Regions from separate parts of the Homo sapiens genome. Here region 1 is linked to region 2. A link is an interaction called in ENCODE POLR2A ChIA-PET data of the cell type or tissue named here. Cell type or tissue: K562. All regions are shown on one strand. Each heading gives the region's core, and the rest is flanking DNA. Links, peaks and the distances in the headings are about the cores only. Region 1 has its middle 5.2 kb from the start of SFT2D2. Region 2 has its middle 14 kb from the start of TIPRL.

Region 1 (5,383 bases), core at 206-5,205, 56 kb after region 2:
CATTATACATTGACCCCCCTCTTACCTTTCTGACACAAAGATTTCTAGGCTATCATATGGCTTAAGATGGAATGTTAAATACACTCTTTAAAATTGGAAAGGAAATGAAAAACCAGTTATAAGGAAAAGAAAACAAGCTACATGGAAACAAACTGTAACTAATTAATTTGTTATAACTCATAAATCAGTTTTGTATAGAAAATGTTGTAATCTTGTTAAATTTGTCTTTTTCCTATATAAGAAAAAATTTAGCTTTTGACTTCAAAGCACTAAACTCATTTCTCTGAAGGGGCGCATCCAGGAATGGCTTTCAGCTTCTCTTGAATAAGCTCTTTAAAACTGGATCCTGATCCTTTTGATTATTTCAGATTGATACTCTTCAGTAAAAAATCTTTAGATAGAGCTAGGTACAGTGGCTTATACCTGTAATCCCCACCACTTGGGAAGTTGAGGTGAAAGGGTTGCTTGAGGCCAGGAGTTTGAGACTTGGCTGAGCAACATAGCAAGACCCTGTCTCTAAATAATAATAATAATAATAAAATCTTTAGATATGTGTGTTTTCCTACGTATGTTGTATTTATGGCATGTCATAGTCTGTTTTGTGCTCCTATAACAGAATACCGTAGACTGGGTAATTTAAAATGAACAGAAATTTATTGGCTCACAGTTCTGGAACTGGGAAGTTCAAGATCAATGGGCCAGTATCTGTCAAAGGCCTTTTAGCTGCGTCATTCCATGACAAAAGGCAGAGGGCAGGGGAGAGAAAAGGAGACTGAACTGGTCTTTCTATAAGGGATCCACTCCTGTGATAATAGCATTAATATATTCATGAGGGCAGAGTCCTCATGGCCTAATAATCTCATAAAGATCCCATCTCTTAATACTGTTGTATGGGGATTGAGTTTCTAACACGTGATTTTTGGGGGATATGACATATTCAAACCGTAGCAGGGCACTGGCAGAGAAAATGCCCATGTGGGTTTTAAGTCTGGATTAGTGTTACAGTGTGTGAACCTACAAACGTATCTGAGACAGGTCTCAATCAATTTAGAAAGTTTATTTTGCCAAGGTTAAGGATACGCCTGTGACACAGCCTCAAGAGGTCGTGATGGCATGTGCCCAAGGTGGCTGGGGCACAGCTTGCTTTTATATATTTTAGGGAGACATAATACAACAGTCAACACTTGTAACATTTACACTGGTTTGATCTGGAAGGGCAAGACAACTCGAAGTGGGGCTTCCAAGTCATAGGTAAATTTAAAAATTTTCTGATGGGCAATTGGTTGAAAGAGTTTTATCAATAGAAAGAAATGTCTGGTTTCCCTAAAGGGGTTATAGAGACCAAGACTTTATATTGCAGATGAAGCCTCCAAGTAGGAGGCTTCAGAGAGAATACATTGCAGATGTCTTTTATCAGACTTAAGGTCTGTATTGATGTTAATACTAGTCAGCTTTTCCTGAATTCCAAAAGGCAGGAGGGCATACTGAGGCATGTTCGACCCCACCATCCTGTTGTGGCCTGAACTAGATTTTCAGGTTAACTTTGGAATGCTCTGGGCCAAGAGGAGGGGCCCATTCTGATGGTTGGAGGGCCTTAGAATTTTATTTTTGGTTTACAAGTGCCAGGTTTTTCTGAGACCTGAATTTGTCTAAGATAGAAATAAAAGCCCATTACAGCAAATACTACCCCGTCTTGGTTTGGGTTTCCTTCAAAATGTACCCTGAGACAAGCATCGGGAGGCAGGCAGGCAGTTTGACAGGCAATCTCAGGAAGAACAGGTGAGAAAGTGGGAAAGGGAGACAGGAAGAAAAGGCAAAGAAGGCGTGGTCATGAATGTGGGGATTGCAGCTGTGGTCAAAAGGGGCTTAATCTTGCTGGAGACTTCTGCAGAACCTTGTGGAACGTGCCCCAGAGTGTCCCATTTATAGTCGCATCTCGTTGGTTGGGGTTTGGCTCCAGGTTGATGGCTGGATCCCCCTTCCCAATACTGAAACAGCTCTGATGACTGGAGTGTTCGAACACCAGGGTCCTTAGTCTCGCACCAATTTTGATAAAACAACATGGACACACGTGGAGTAGTTTTAAGGAGTGAAAAGTTCAACAGTCAAGAAAGATGGAAGGAAGGAGAAAACAGCTTCCCTGTACAGAGACAGAGGGAGGGGGGATTTCTCTCTGTAAGCCATTTTCTGCTATCCTCCCCGCGCTCCCCCCCGAAACCCCCACCCCTACACACACACACACACACACACACACACACACACACACACACACACACGGCAGGGCGTGAGGAGAGAAACGACTGTCTGTTTTCACACTGCTATAAAGAACCTCCTGAGACTGGGTAATTTTTGAAGAAAAAAGGCTTAATTGTAATTTACTTACAGTTCTGCACAGTTAGGGAGGCCTCAGGAAACTTACAATCATGATGGAAAGTGAACGGGAACCAAGGACCTTCTTCACATGGTGTCAGGGAGAAAGAGTGAAGGAGAAACTGCCACACACTTTTAAACCATCAGATCTCATGAGAACTCACTATCGTGAGAACAGTGTAAGGGAAACCACCCACGTGATGCAATCACCACCCACTAGGCCCTTCCCCTGACACGTGGGGATTATAATTCCAGATGACATTTGGGTGGGGACACAGAGCCAAAGCATATCAAACTTCATGTCTATTGCTGGTACACGGGGATTCATGTCTATTGCTGGTACACGGGCAAGCAGGTATGAGGTGGGGCATCAGAGCCCTCCTTACAACATTCATGTATTGCAAAGTTACTTCCCTGCAGTGATGACTGGGAGAGTCTTATTATCTGCAATTCTGAACACTCCTGGATTTAAATGGTTTCTTTCATCCCTGTCTATACAACAGTTCGTTTATCAGCCAGCTATATTGTAATTGATAAAGAAGCCATGGGGCCATGAGAATACTGACATCAAACAGTTACTTTTCAGCTTCCTTTCCTACCTTTAAATGGTCATGCCTCTCCCTCAAAGGGACTTTGGAAAAATCATTTAAACTCTTACTCCACCACTAAAATCAGGTGAACACACAAAGCAATCTAGGGCTTGGAGCGATACATAAGGCTGGTGGTGTGTATCTGAATGTTTTTCTCTAAACCTGGGGTTTTCAACCAAGGGCCCATAGTCATGGCAGAACGCCTGGCATATATGACACTGCTGGTAGTGTGGGCCACTTTTCCCCACAGGGGCAGGTGGGGAGAGGCTCCATGACAATCATACTCTCAAAAGGGTCTGTGATGCCAAAATAGAACAAGAGGCACTGTCCTGATTGGTTCAGCTAGGGTTTCTACTTCATTTATTTACTTCATGTGGAAGACTGAAGAAAAGGCAAGAATACCCACTGGAAGTAGAGGGGAGGCCTGGCTGCCCCTACAAATATCCACAGAATGGCACAACCCTAAGTGTCCTTCAAAGATCTGTCTCTTGGCTTCACGGCTTCAAGGTCTGAATTGTGACCATTCAGAAGACTGACATCTTCCTGGGAGCAGCAGATTTTATAATGGAGAAGCCTTCTTGGTATGTAAGAAATCAAAATAAAAGAATACGCTGGATGCGGTGGCTCATGCCCGTAATCCCAGCACTTTGGGAGGCCGAGGTGGGCGGATCACCTGAGGTCAGGAGTTCAAGACCAGCCTGGCCAACATATAGTGAAACCCCGTCTCTATTAAAAAAATACAAAAATTAGCTGGGTGTTGTAGTGCACACCTGTAGTTCCAGCTACTTGGGAAGCTGAGGCAGGAGAATCGCTTGAAGCTGGGAGGTGGAGGTTGGAGTGAGCCGAGATCGTGCCACTGCACTCCAGCCTGGGTGACAGAATGAGACTCCATCTCAAAAAAAAAAAAAAAGGAAGAAAGTTCAGGATTTGCATGGTGGCCTAGGCTCTTACAATTGTGATAAGGATAAACCTGCTTCATGTGGGACTCAGACACCAGAACTATGTCTGACCTGTGCTGTGCTTAAATGGGCTTTGCCAACACTGCCTTAGGAGTCTCCTTTTCCTAGCCCCTAGGATTAACCAGTTTGAGGAATGGCCTTCCTTTCCTTCTCCTTTTCCTATTCTAGATACATTAAGGTATTCAATCATGATTTTCTAAGGGCTTTTTCTTAATAACCAAGTAGGAATATGTCCACCCTGATGAATTCTGTGTTAATTTCATGCATTAATAATGCTCAGAGAACTGCCTTACTTCCTATTCCTTGGAAGCTAACTCCTTAGAGCTTCCTTGCACACACACTTCTAAGAGACTTTGTAAGAACTTTTTTTGTGTTTAGCTTTTGCTGAGAGGAGGGTGAAATTTAATAGAGCGCACATAAAATTTCATCTAAAGCTTCCTGTTTGTTCATCCTGGCAAAACAGAGGTACAGAAAGGCTGTGAGGGAGTACATCACTCAGCCTTGAGGACTTGTTTGCATCTGCATTGCACAGTGGGGAATGAGAATGTGACCAGTGACTAGAGTAGGTTATTTATTTATTCATTTATTTGAGACGGAGTTTCGCTCTTGTTGCCCAGGCTGGAGGGCAATGGGGCGATCTCGGCTCACTGCAACTCTGCCTCCCAGGTTCAAGTGATTCTCCTGCCTCAGCCTCCAGAGTATCTGGGATTATAGGCGACTGCCACCATGCCCGGCTAATTTTTTTGTATTTTTAGTAGAGACAGGGTTTCACCATGTTGGACAGGCTGGTCTCAAACTCCTGACCTCCTGATCCACCTGCCTCAGCCTCCCAAACTGCTGGGATTACAGGCATGAGCCACCGCGCCTGGCCAATGACTAGAGTAGGTTACTATTTATTTAGCACCTACTATACGTTCCAGGCACTGTGCTTGGCACTGGGGATGGAAAGACAAATAAGATCTATGCCCCATAGGGACCCTAATGTGAACAAATGGAGCATATTGTGCTAAGTGTTATGGTGGAGGTAAGAATAAGGTGACTTGAGAGAACTGTGTGTTAGGGGAAGGGAAAGGGACAAGGATGGAAAAGAGTAGGTGTTTTCCAGGACAAGGTAGGGAACACAATGAGTTCAGGAACTACAGTCTCCTATGCCTGGAGCCTGGAGTATGTGAGAGAAAGGAGAGAGATGAACCCAAAGAGGAAGGTATGTGTTGCTGAGAAGTCAGCAGCAATTTATCTGTAGGTGGTAGGGAACATGGGCATTAGTTTCCTGCAGCTGCTGTTACATATCAGAAATTTGGTGGCAACAGAAATGGATTCTCTCACAGTTCTGGAGGCCAGAAATGCTGAAAACAAGCTATTGGCAGGACTATGCTCCCTCTGGAGGCTCTAGGGGAGAATCCTTTCCTTGCCTCTTCCAGCTTCTAGTGGCTACTGGCATTCCTTGGCTTGTGGCTGCATCAC
Region 2 (5,383 bases), core at 280-5,279:
GCCAGACATCTCTAGTCACTCTAGTCCCTGCTCCTGAAGAGAAATTTTGCTAATGAATTTTGACAGTAGCTTCAACTTGAAGAAATTAATGAGGAATTGAAAGTTATTTGAAATTAGAAGAAAGAGAACTGGCAGGGGACGGGCGGAACAGTAAATGGACCTAAGGAAGTAGAAAGGAGAGTCTGTGGCATCACAGTGACATAGGTTATATAAAAACAGACCTGCAGAGCTATGGTTTGGTTCAGTGTAGTTGATTTGGAAGGTGGACTTATACTGGTAGGATGCAAAAGCAATTATTTTATTGCTCATTCTTTCTATGATGGTTCAGAAAATAGGACAGAGTAGAGTACTTTCAGATCTAGTCATTTTATTTGTGTTTATGTGGATCCAGCCCCATTTCTTTCATATGTGTTATAGATGCTCTTTATCTTCATATAGGTTATCCACCATGGGGATTCTGGAAGAAAAGTTGAGTTCTAGGCTGACTTTTCCTGACTTTCAGAAGGTTCCTAGGTCCCATTTGACCCATCAGAGTTTGTGCAGGGAAGGTGAAACCAAATTTGTCAAATCCTTCCAAATTATTTTGTATTATTAGAAATATGATTTCATTACTGAGATTTTAGAATAATTGAGTTTTCTGAAAATTCTCTTTTGGAATATGTTATAAAATTATTTATTCTAATGATATTAAACTTTCATTAACTGCTTATTTATAACATGACCAAAAAAAAAAAAACATAGACAAACCCACAAGTGAAGCAAATCCACCCCCAGTGGGTTTTTGTTTGTTTGTTTTTGAGACAGACTCTACTCTGTCGCTCAGGCTGGAGTGCAGTGGCATGATGTCGGCTTACTGCAACCTCCCCCTCCCAGGTTCAAGAGACTCTCCGGCCTCGGCCTCCCGAGTAGCTGGGACTACAGGTGTGCACCACCAAGCCCAGCTAATTTTTGTATTTTTGGTAGAGATGGGGTTTTACCATGTTGGCCAGGCTGGTTTCTCACTTCCAGCCTTAGGTGATCCACCTGCCTTGGCCTCCCAAAGTGCTAGGATTACAGGTGTGAACCATCGTTCTAGGCCCCCCAGTGGTTTTTGAATAGGAATAAGGTATGTTGATATGTTGTAGTCTCTAAAACTACCTCTAGTTCACCTAAGACACTACACTGTTCCTTCTTCATGTCTTCTCCATGAGAGAATCTTGGCCTTCTTTCTTGGCCTTTCACATGAGAATCCTATGACCATTCCAGTCTGGTCATTAGCTCCTTTCTCTGTATTCTCATAGCACTTCATACATATGTCCATTTGCATTAATGACAGATTTATGCATCTGTCTTCTAGGTGTAGAAGTAAATTCCTTAAGAGTAAGCACCCAAGCAAGGCATGGTGGTGCACACCTGTAATCCCACTCCTAGAGAGGCTAAGGCAGGAGTATTGCTTGTGCCCAGGAGTTTGAGATTAGCCTGTGCCAAAACAGTGAAGTCCCATCTCAAAAAAAAAGAGTTAGCAGAGCATAGCGGCACGTGCCTGTAGTCACAGCTACTCAGGAAGCAGAAGTGGAAGGATTGCTTGAGCTCAAAGAGGTCGAGGCTGCAGTGAGCTGTGATTGTGCCACTGTACTTCAGCCTAGGTGATAGAGTGAGACCCTGTCTCAAAAAAAAAAAAAAAAAAGAGTAAGCACCTTACCTTATCTTTGATTAATCAGAGCCTGTATTATAGTTGACTCTCAATAAATGCTTTTGAGTAAATAAAGAAATCTAGTCAAAGGTCTCAACTTTTAAAAAAAAATACTTGACCCTTGCAAGAAGGCATTGAAGAGCCCTGTTAAAATATACATTAATGATTAAACTGGAGTGGCATGCAAATCACTAGCACACCTATTTAAATTAGTTTATTAGGTGATCTTGCTAGTTACCTAACAAGTACTGAGATAATGGGGCACAGGGAAGGAGAGGAGAGAAGAGAGAGAGAATAGATCATAGCATTGTATTGAGAAAATAGAGACAGCACACTATGATGGGAGCTCAGAGGTAAGGACTGTCAGTTGAGTCTGGAGCAGTAAGCAGAGTCCAGAACATCAGATCTTTGGGACCATATTTACGAATCTACTTCATCTTTTTTTTTTTTTTTTTTTTTTGAGACAGGGTCTCAATCTGTTGCCTAAGCTGCAGTTCAGTGTTGCAATCATAGCTCACTGCATCCTTCAACTCTTGGGCTCAAGTGATCCTCCTGCCTAAGCTTCCCAAGTAGCTGGGACTACAGGCATGCAACACCATGCCCAGCTACTTTACCTTAAGAGTAGCTTTACCTTAAGAGTAGCAAAAAAAAAAAAAAAAGTGGTTGTAAAGCCCTGCCCCCCACAAAAATAAAAAAAAAAAACCACATACACAACATACTCACAGGTGTATTTCAGAACAATCACTCTGGTTGCAGGGTGGAGGAAGGACTAGAGGAGGGGAGAATAGGGAGAACAGTTGGGAGGCTGCTGTAGTAACCCCAGAGAGAAGTTGTGAGCCTCTGAAGCACAGTTATGATAGGATGAAGGGAGGTGGACAGATTCCAGAGTTATTAAGCAGATGAATCGACAGATGAGTATGATGACTTGACCAGTGCCCCCTCCCCCGCTGGATCCTAGACTGGGTGACTGATGGCATGGGTTAGAGGTGCCACTTACTAATATCAGGAATGTAATGCTTATTGACAAAGCCTCCGTCCCCCTGGGCCTGTTTCTACAGTAGTTTCAATGTTCACTGTTGAGTTCTCTACTCTCAAGGGGCCTCTGCCTGCACTGTAGGGCTGCAGCAACTATAGAGTAAGCTCCAGCCACCTAGGTCATGCTCCCAGGCCCATTGTACCTACAGAGAAAGCCATTAGCTGCTGGTGTCATGGCGCCTTCCACTCTACCTGGGCAACTCCAATGAGGCAGTGTTATGCCCGAACACTGCTTGAAAACTTGGTGCCTAAAATCCCACCAGGCCTCTACTCCCCCATGTCATTCATCATTCCTGCCATCTAGGTCCTGTTCTGTGTTTTGTTTTGCTCTTCCCAAATTCCTCATTTTCCTTCCTTCCAAATATCTGCTGGACCCTCCAGTATCCTTATCCTGTGAAAAACAAACTATTAGAGAAATTCTTAAGTTGCCAGATTGCCCTTTCAAACTCCTACCTTAAGGAAATCTGACTCTCCTCTGAGGACTGCTTCCCTACAGCCCTCCTGAGCTAGACAGCTTATTCTTTCTCATCCAAATACCTCCAAGATGGTAGTGGGTTTCGGTATCCTCACTCCACAGTGATGCTTCAGGACCACTGCTTTTCTGCCTCCATGTATAACCCCCCACCACTTGAGGCCTATAACACCCAACTCCACCACTCTGCCTGTTTCCTCCTTACTGTTGTCTTCAGCCTGACTGAATGCTTTGGTATCTGGCATACCATTGCCTTCCTTCCTGCCATCATCATGGATGACTTCAATGTCCAGCAGAGAATCCATCCATCCAACATCCTAGCAAGACATCCTCAGGAGCTATTTTAATTATTTGAACCCACTTTGCTATAATTAGGGTAAACTGCTACTAGACTGGCAGGATTCCTGGGTCATGTTCTCATGGTGGTAACATCCAGGTGTCTCACCTGCATACGGTTAGCTGAATCTGAAATCATAACATGTTTTTATGTAAAAGAATGAGTTAAATTTTATTCATATTAAGAATTAAACTCAAATTGTAAAACACTTATTGTGGTGTCTGGCACAGAATAGGTATCCAATAAATCATAGTTATCATTATCATTATGACTATTACCAGTTTCCAGCTCTTCTCTCCTCAGAGTGCATGTGTGTTTATGTGTGCATGCACACACACACACAGCTAACAGAAGAAAAGCACTGTGCCTACCAACTTGTAGGGACATCCTATTTCACCCAAGTGTATTCTGCTCTCTCTCTCTGGTGAATGTACCGGCTTGTAAGTAGCTACTGTGATTGCCTTCGTCCACAGAGTCTCCAAGTTGAGTGTATATAAGATTAGTCTGAGGACCTTGTTAAAAACAAAGACCACCACTTGAATTAGATCCCATGCTTACAGACTCTGAATCAGCAGTTCTGGGTGGAGCAACAGGAATCTGATTTTTGTCAAACATTCCAGATGATTCTAACGTACGTGCAGCTCCAGCACCACACTTTGAGAAACAGCGTCACTGTGAATGCACAAGGCCACTGCTGCTACTCTATAATACTAATGGATAGTGTATTGAGTGAGCACCTTTGAGAGGCACTATGTTAGGGACTTGTGTATATCTCATTTAATCTTCCTAACAATACTATGAGGTATGCTATTACTAGAAATAATAATGAGAAAAATGAAAAAAGTGAGGCTTGGCAGAGGTCACATCACAATGAGCAAATGGAGAGCCAAGATTTGAACCTAGGCAGCCTAACTCCATATCCCTGGTGCTTAGCCACTTAAATCCCTCCCCTATTGTATTAGTCATGGTTCTCTAGAGGGACAGAACTAATAGGATATATACACACACACACACACACACACACACACATATATGTGTGTGTGTGGGATATATATATATGCTGGGATATATAGATATATATGAATATATATGCTGGGATATATATATATCTATATATATCTCTAGAGAGATATATATATATATATATAGATATATATATAGGAGTTTATTAGGTATTAACTCACATGATCACAAGGTCCCACAATAGGCCATCTGCAAGCTGAGAAGCAAGGAGAGCCAGTCTGAGTCCCAAAACTGAGGAACTTGGAATCTGATGTTTGAGGGCAGGAAGCATCCAGCATGGGAGAAAGATGTAGGCTGGGAGGCTAGGCCGGTGTAGTCTTTCCACGTTTTTCTGCCCGCTTTATATTCTGCCCACCCAGATTAAGGGTGGGTTTGCCTTTCCCAGCCCACTGACTCAAATGTTAATCTCCCTTAGCAACACCCTCACAGACACACCCAGGGCAATACTTTGCATCCTTCAATCCAATCAAGTTGATACTCAGTATTAACCATCACACCTGTTTAGACTTTTCCCATTTCTTTTTTTTTTTTTTCTTTTTTGAGACGGAGTCTCACTCTGTCACCCAGGCTGGAGTGCAATGATGCAATCTCAGCTCACTGCAACCTCTGCCTGCCAGGTTCAAGTGATTCTCCTGTCTCAGCCTCCCAAGTAGCTTGGATTTTCTCCTGTCTTGGCCTCCCAAGTAGCTGGGATTACAGGCGCACACCACCGTGCCTAGCTAACTTTTGTATTTTTAGTAGAGATGGGGTTTTACCATGTTGGCCAGGCTGGTCTCAAACTCCTAACCTCAAGTGATCGGTCCGCCTCCACCTCCCAAATTGCTGGGATTACAGGAGTGAGCCA

What was found. ChIA-PET counts read pairs that join two places held together with the same protein. Peaks named below come from ENCODE experiments on the same cell type or tissue, not always from the same donor. Only the 100,000 strongest peaks of a DNase experiment are listed, where the experiment ranks them.
Region 1: POLR2A ChIA-PET joins it to region 2 with 5 read pairs; 11 of 35 experiments call an interaction of 5 or more read pairs at or near these places.

What each region holds. Positions count from the first base shown.
Region 1 is chr1:168,218,132-168,223,514 of GRCh38, forward strand. No RefSeq gene overlaps it. Among named protein-coding and RNA genes, the nearest start is that of SFT2D2, 5.2 kb to the right of the region's middle. RefSeq lists a cis regulatory region at 679-846. In K562, for the core only: no CTCF peak of the experiment used is centred there; DNase peaks (open chromatin) are centred at 760, 1,894 and 2,590.
Region 2 is chr1:168,162,363-168,167,745 of GRCh38, forward strand. No RefSeq gene overlaps it. Among named protein-coding and RNA genes, the nearest start is that of TIPRL, 14 kb to the right of the region's middle. In K562, for the core only: no CTCF peak of the experiment used is centred there; no DNase peak of the experiment used is centred there.